2 separate regions of the Homo sapiens genome follow, and region 2 is linked to region 1. A link is a contact called in ENCODE Hi-C or POLR2A ChIA-PET data. All regions are on one chromosome and are shown on one strand. Each heading gives the region's core, a stretch centred on a gene start or an enhancer-like site at or near the end of the contact. The rest is flanking DNA. Distances are from core to core; before and after follow the strand shown.

The links. A loop is a pair of places that touch in the nucleus more often than their neighbours do. ChIA-PET counts read pairs that join two places held with the same protein, here RNA polymerase II (POLR2A). Pooled maps may share reads with other maps.
Region 2: a loop to region 1 is called in a map of Calu3, with 2.4 times the contacts of the local background. The contact joins two enhancer-like sites. A Hi-C loop is called at or near these places in 3 of 168 maps with a recorded cell type or tissue (Calu3, cardiac septum and vagina), 1 of 37 single-sample maps with no recorded cell type and 2 of 50 pooled maps. POLR2A ChIA-PET finds 5 or more read pairs at or near these places in 1 of 52 experiments (MCF 10A).

What each region holds. Positions count from the first base shown.
Region 1 is chr7:17,437,846-17,441,025 of GRCh38, reverse strand. The region is part of intron 1 of LINC02888 (long intergenic non-protein coding RNA 2888); the gene reads right to left. All of the region lies in intron 4 of LOC105375172 (a long non-coding RNA gene), which reads left to right. Among named protein-coding and RNA genes, the nearest start is that of LINC02888, 65 kb to the right of the region's middle. Within about 2 kb of position 1,930, at least 2 of the 41 ENCODE cell types and tissues checked have a DNase peak (open chromatin) inside an H3K27ac peak, as active enhancers do.
Region 2 is chr7:17,504,815-17,508,170 of GRCh38, reverse strand. The region is part of intron 1 of LINC02889 (long intergenic non-protein coding RNA 2889); the gene reads left to right. Among named protein-coding and RNA genes, the nearest start is that of LINC02889, 52 kb to the left of the region's middle. Within about 2 kb of position 1,855, at least 2 of the 41 ENCODE cell types and tissues checked have a DNase peak (open chromatin) inside an H3K27ac peak, as active enhancers do.

The DNA.
Region 1 (3,180 bases), core at 681-3,180:
CCTCCTTTGCTTTCTGCCATGATTATGAGGCTTCCCCAGTGGAACTGTGAGTCAGTTAAACCTCTTTCCTTTAAAAATTACCCAGTCTCAGGTATGTATTAGCAGTGTGAGCATGGACTAATACAGTAAATTGGTACTGGTAGAGTGGGGTGCTGCTATAAAATTACCTGAAAATCTGGAACTGACTTTGGAACTGGGTAACAGGCAGAGGTTGGAACAGTTTGGAGGGCTCAGGAGAAGAAAGGAAAATGTGGGAAAGTTTGGAATTTTCTAGAGACTGTAGGGCTCAGAAGACAGGAAGATTTTGGAAAGTTTGGAACTTCCTAGAGACTTGTTGAATGGCTTTGACCAAAATGCTGGTAGTGATATGGACAATAAAGTTCAGGCTGAAGTGCTCTCAGATGGAAATGAGGAACTTGTTGGGAACTAGAGCAAAGGTCATTCTTCCCTATCCAAAGAGATTGGAGGCATTTTGCCCCTGCCCTGGAGATCTGTGGAACTTTGAACTTGAGAGAGATGATTTAGGGTATCTGGCACAAGAAATTTCTAAGTGGCAAAGCATTCAAGCGGAAACAGAGCATAAAAGCTTGGAAAATTTGCAGCCTGACAATGCGATAGAAAAGAAAAACCCATTTTCTGGGGAGAAATTCAAGCCTGCTGCAGAACTTTGCATAAGTAACAAGGAGCTGAATGTTAATCACCAAGACAATGGGGAAAATGTTTCCAGGGTATGTCAGAGACCTTTGTGGCAGCCCCTCCCATCACAGGCCCACGGGCAGGGGGTGGGGGTGGGGGATGGTTTCCTGCACCAGGCCCATGGCCTCCCTGCTGTGTGAGCATAGGGACTTAGTGCCCTGCCTCCCAGCTGCTCCAGCTGTGGCTAAAAGGGGCCAAGGTACAGTTCAGGCCATGCTTTTGGAGGGTGCAAGCCCCAAGTCTTGGCAGCTTCCACATGGTATTGAGCCTATGAGTACACAGAAGTCAATAATTGAGGTTTGGGAACCTCTGCCTAGATTTCAGAAGATATATGAAAACACCTGGATATCCAGGAAAAAGTTTACTGCAGGCACGGAGCCCTCATGGAGATCCTCTGCTAGGGCGGTACAAAAGGGAAATGTGGGGTTGGAGCCCCTACACAGAGTCCCCACTGGGGTACTGCCCAGTGGAGCTGTGAGAAGAGGGGCCACTGTCCTCCAGACACCAAAATGGTAGATCAACTGACAGCTTGTGCTGTGTGTCTGGAAAAGCCTCAGGCAACACCAGCCTGTGAAAACACCTGGGAAGGGAACTGTACCTTGCAAATCCATAGGGGCGGAGCTGCCCAAGGCCGTCGGAACCCACCTCTTGCATCATTGTGACCTGGATGTGAGACATGGAGTCAAAGGAGATCATTTTGGAGGTTTAAGATTTGACTGCCCTGCAGGAATTTCAGACCTGCATGGGGCCTGTAACCCCTTTGTTTTGGCCAATTTCTCCTATTTGGAACAGCTATATTTATCTAATGCCTTTACCCCCATTGTATCTAGCAAATAACTAACTTGCTTTTGATTTTATAGGCTCATAGGCGGAAGGAACTTGCCTTGTCTTAGATAAGATTTTGGACTATGGACCTTTGAGTTAATGCTGAAATGAATTAAGAATTTGGGGGACTGTTGGTAAGGCACTATTGGTTTTGAAATGTGAGGACATGAGATTTGGAAGGGGCCAGGGGTGGAATGATATGATTTGGCTTTGTGTCCCCACCAAAATCTCACCTTGAATTGTAATAATCCCCCCATGTCATGGGAGGAACCCAGCAGGAGGTAATTGAATCACAGGGGTGGGGTTTTCCTGTGCTGTTCTCATGATAGTGAATAAGTCTTGCTAGAGCTGATGGTTTTGTAAAAGGGAGTTCCCCTGCCCATGCTCTCTTGCCTGCAGCCATGTAAGATATGACTTTGCTCCTCATTTGCCTTCTGCCATGATTGTGGGGCCCCCTCAGCCATGTGGAATTGTGAGTCAATTAAACCTCTTTCCTTTATAAGTTACCCAGTCTTGGGTATGTCTTTATTATCAACATGAGTCCAGACTAATACACCCTCCTTTCTAAAAGATCCTTTCTTAAACTCAGGCATTAGGCTGCATGGCCTCTTAACAATTAAGAAGGTTATTAGTTTTACTGGTTTCTCACTCAACATTTTTTCTTGTTTTTATCTCTCTTATCTGGATTCATATTTTACTTACTGGAGTATGTTCACAAGTAATTCTTGGACATCTGAAAAAATGAGACTAGCTAGTTTTTGTGTGATACCTATTAATAATGCCTCTGAACTAGTGTTTTATGAAATACACTTTGGAAAACAATGACATAAATTTACTTACATTGACCAAAAACATTGAGATTTCTTAGTTAGATTTGATTTCATCAGGATCAAACTTTCTTGTCACCAGTGAACCCCCATAAATATGGATTCAAATGGACCTCACAGACAGAATTACCAGGAATACACATTTCTCTTCCCTTACTATATTTTTGAGTCATAGACAAGTAAGCAGAAAGAGGATATCAAACACTTTTCACCTAAAGTCTTAAAGAACGACTTCTCAAACAAGGTAGAATAAATAAAGTTGTAGACTTATTAGAATCCCTCTACCCCACTCTTTCCACACACCCCCCACATAGGTAAATGAAACCATATAAAGGACAAGAAGATACACATTTTTCTACTTGTGAGCCAGTATTACTATTGAGCTTTGTATGGCCAAATTTGTTTTTGCTACCAACTTAGGGAAAATGAGAAAATGAGATTTAGAAAAGAACAAATGCTATGGTAAAGAGTGAGGCCAGAATCCCAGATTAGAATAGCAACACTATTTGAAGTAGGACTACATGAATAAATGTTTTTCATTTATACCTGCTAATTTCCATCCTCCTCTTCCACCCTCAAGTTCCTGTAGTGTGAAGGCATTTGAAGAAACATAATGAACTCTCTCTGGGAAATATAGAGTTAACTTTGAAAGACAAATCTCTTATTGGAGATAGGCTACATGAGATTTTTCTGGATATGGAAAATAAATGTGATAACCTTCACCTTCATTTCCTGGAGTAACCCTGACAAGTCCCCTCCATAATTCCCACTTGGGAACTTGAAATAAGATTTGATTTCAGTCTCTACAATGCACATATGGTGTATGTACAAA
Region 2 (3,356 bases), core at 606-3,105, 67 kb before region 1:
ATCCTTCTGAAAGAAAGCAGGACCCCTGATTTCTATCTGTTCCATACCAAGAAGGGCTCCAGCTCATTTTTGAAAACACTCCAAACCCCATTTTCAAACTCCATCCACATTCTGTGGAAGCGGCCAACCCTTGGCTCTCTCTCGGACTTAATGGGTACATGCTCCTACAGCCTTGCCTGCCCTTAGAAGCGGGCCCTCACAGAGCCTATTTGGGGAGGAGTTCTGACGCTCACAGGACTTGCAGCAGAGTGTACATTGGAATGGGAATAGATAAATGGACTCAGAGAAGCCATGACCTTTAGCCCTTCAGACTGCTCTCTTCATAAAGAGGCACATGACTAGAGGAAGGCCAGATCAGACTAAAGAGTGTGGACTAGAGCAGGGCAACTCTTGCCTGGGTCTCAGTGAAGTAGTGTCACCATATTCTTTTTCCTTTTGCCATTACAAGTGCAACAACCTCTTCCTCAGCCAGAATATAGGAGTAAAGATAACTTTGAGCATAAATACAGCTGACCTAAAAAGATAATATTTATTTTTGGGCATTATAGTGGCATCACTGCTAGCCATTCCTTACTAATACATATGTGTATCTTTGTATGTGTACATATGTCTGTACATGGAAGTTCATCAACTAGTTTGTTTATCTAAATGACATGTGCCTAAATCTAAAAGGACATATGCCTGTGGGTATTTGTACACAGGGAACTACATGAAATGATGGGTGCTAAAATGTTAATGGTGATTATTTAAACGTGGTATCTCGGGGGGTGGGATATCATGTTTTTACTTTCTTTCTTAGAATTTTATGTCATTTGAGTTTTCCAAAAGATTGTTATTTAAGTAGCAAGAGAAAAAGAATGAAACCATTTCATTATAGAGGAAAACAAAAGACTAAGCCTGGAGAATGTCGGCCAGTTTCTCTCCTTGAATTGGACTTCCTTCTCCTCCCAATGATTGTGACCTCTTTTCTTCTGGTAAAGTGCAGTTTGTTCCCAGAGTTTACCTAGATTTCAACAATTTTATAGGATAGACATCATGAAGTTTTCCCCAGTTTCATTAAATGGATTGGCTAATTCATGAGAGAAGGTAACCACAATAATTAAGCTCTTAATGTGTGCTATGGATGTTAGCCTTATGCTGCGGCCATATCTGGGGCTGGTGTGTTGATAGGGTTACCTAGTGTAAAGGGTCCATGATAGTGGTCACATCCTTCTTTCAAACTGATTTCACAATGAAATGATGTGTCTAGGAAGGGAATTTAGGAATCAGTTGTGGAGATCTGGAAGAGATGTTGTAAAACCCCTAGGAAGAAAGAACATCTTCCACCTCTTCTTGCTTGGGGCCTGGACTGACCTCCCAGATGCCTGCCTTTAGCCAATATTTCTGCTTGCCAGTTATAAAAGTTGGGTAACATCTTAAAGAAGATGATAAAATAACCAAGATAACATAAACAGTAAGATAAAGTGGTATAAAATGAGCACTATAAAATGGCAAAGTAAAAGCCAAGAATTAATAACAAATGATAAACGTTAGAGAGCCAACGATGAAAACTAGAAACTGAAGATTAAAGAAAATAAAATTGAGTTTAAAAATAATAGCTTGAAGAGCAACATACAATCATAAAATACAATATGTAAATTAGCTAAGATAATAAAATTGTTAGACTAATAAATGAGGGGTTAACTGGGACCCTTTGGGGGCTACTGTGAGCAGCAACTGAGCTTCAAGCTCAGTTTTTCCTCCTAGGCTAGGAGTCTGTTGGCAGTGATTTCTGAACTTTGAGGCTCCCATATGGTTGATTTCAGGAGAGCGGAGCCCTGAGGTTTTGGCCGTGAAGGTCCCTTCTTGTATTTTCCCTATCATGTCCCCACCCATCATTTCCAGTCAGGCGGTTGACCTCCTTACCTCTGTACCTCCTCAAACATGATTGATGCAATGTTTATTTTAGCACATACTCAAATATTTGCATTTCTTTGTACTAGTTTATTTTGGTAAAGGGAAAGATTAAAATGAAACCAACTTAGCAAAAGCCCCTAAATTTTACATTTAGCCCTTATTCTCATTTTTTTAAAAAAGAAATCATTAAACACATGAGAGTCTCCTTATTTGTAAAGCCGGTTGTTTAAATCACTTCTGTGCCAGTGCCAATTCATATTGCAAAATTATAATGTTCACCTCATTTTATATATATATATATATATATATATATATATATATATATATATGAAGTACTTAAAGATCTGATTTTTCTCCACATTATCAGCTGTATAATAGGAATGGCCTACACTGCTTTGAGTCTTAAAATCTAGTTTTACCAGGGTTTTATTTCAGTCCTGTAAATAAATGAAAAACTTTTATTAAATGAAATTGATGTCATTGAGATTTAAGTAATGAACAAGCTTTTTCTTAAGTAGGTTAATCATTTTATTTAATCAACCTACAATGATTATGTCATAAGCAAAATGATTTAAATTAAACATATATCCTTGAATAAAATTTCACCTTCATTTGATTCCCATTTGACCAAATCAGTTGTAAAGTAGTCACACACTGTATATACATAGTACTACATGCATGTATTCACTATAAACAGGCAACAGATGGTAAATATATCAAAACTGACACACAAGAGTAATTGTGGTTCAGAAAGATCTTGAAATCTGGGAGAATTTGATAAGACCTCAAAGGGAGGCCTCATCAGAGGTGCTCAGTGGGAGAAAGCAATAAGGCCATTTGGAGATTTGGGCATTGACTGTTTTCTAATTCATTCATTTCAGAATTAGTGACTACTCTCCTTGAGGAAAGATTTCAGCAATATAGTCTACAAAACCTCTTCAAAAGTAATTATTCATTAAATAACAGCAACCCTAGGATTGGCTCTTAAGGATGAGCTAAAGTTATTTTAGTTTAATATTTCAGACCTAAATGAACTTCTCTCAAATAGTCCTAGCTGGTTTAAATTGGTTTTAATGTCACAGTTGTAAGGGAAGCCTCAGTATTGGTGGACCTACTGGAAGATGAGAAAACAGCAGGCATGGTGGTGCCACTGTACAGACTGCATGACAACATTATCTGGCAGAGCTCAAGAGCTGCCCTCAAAAAGCCACAGAACTCAACATACAGTGAAGGGCCACCTGCATGGCAAGGCCATTGTCACCCTTCCTATGCCATGACTTGCTTTGCGGAACCAAGTTTAAATGTATTTCAGATGCTTATGGATCAAGTATGCTTGAGAAACTATATGTATTCCTGATTCCCAAGTACTTTGGGAAATGATACTGTCAGAATCACTGTTAACTCTAAGTCCCCTCCATCACAAGTCCTGATGATGGATTGACCGAGAGGGTCTAGTTCAG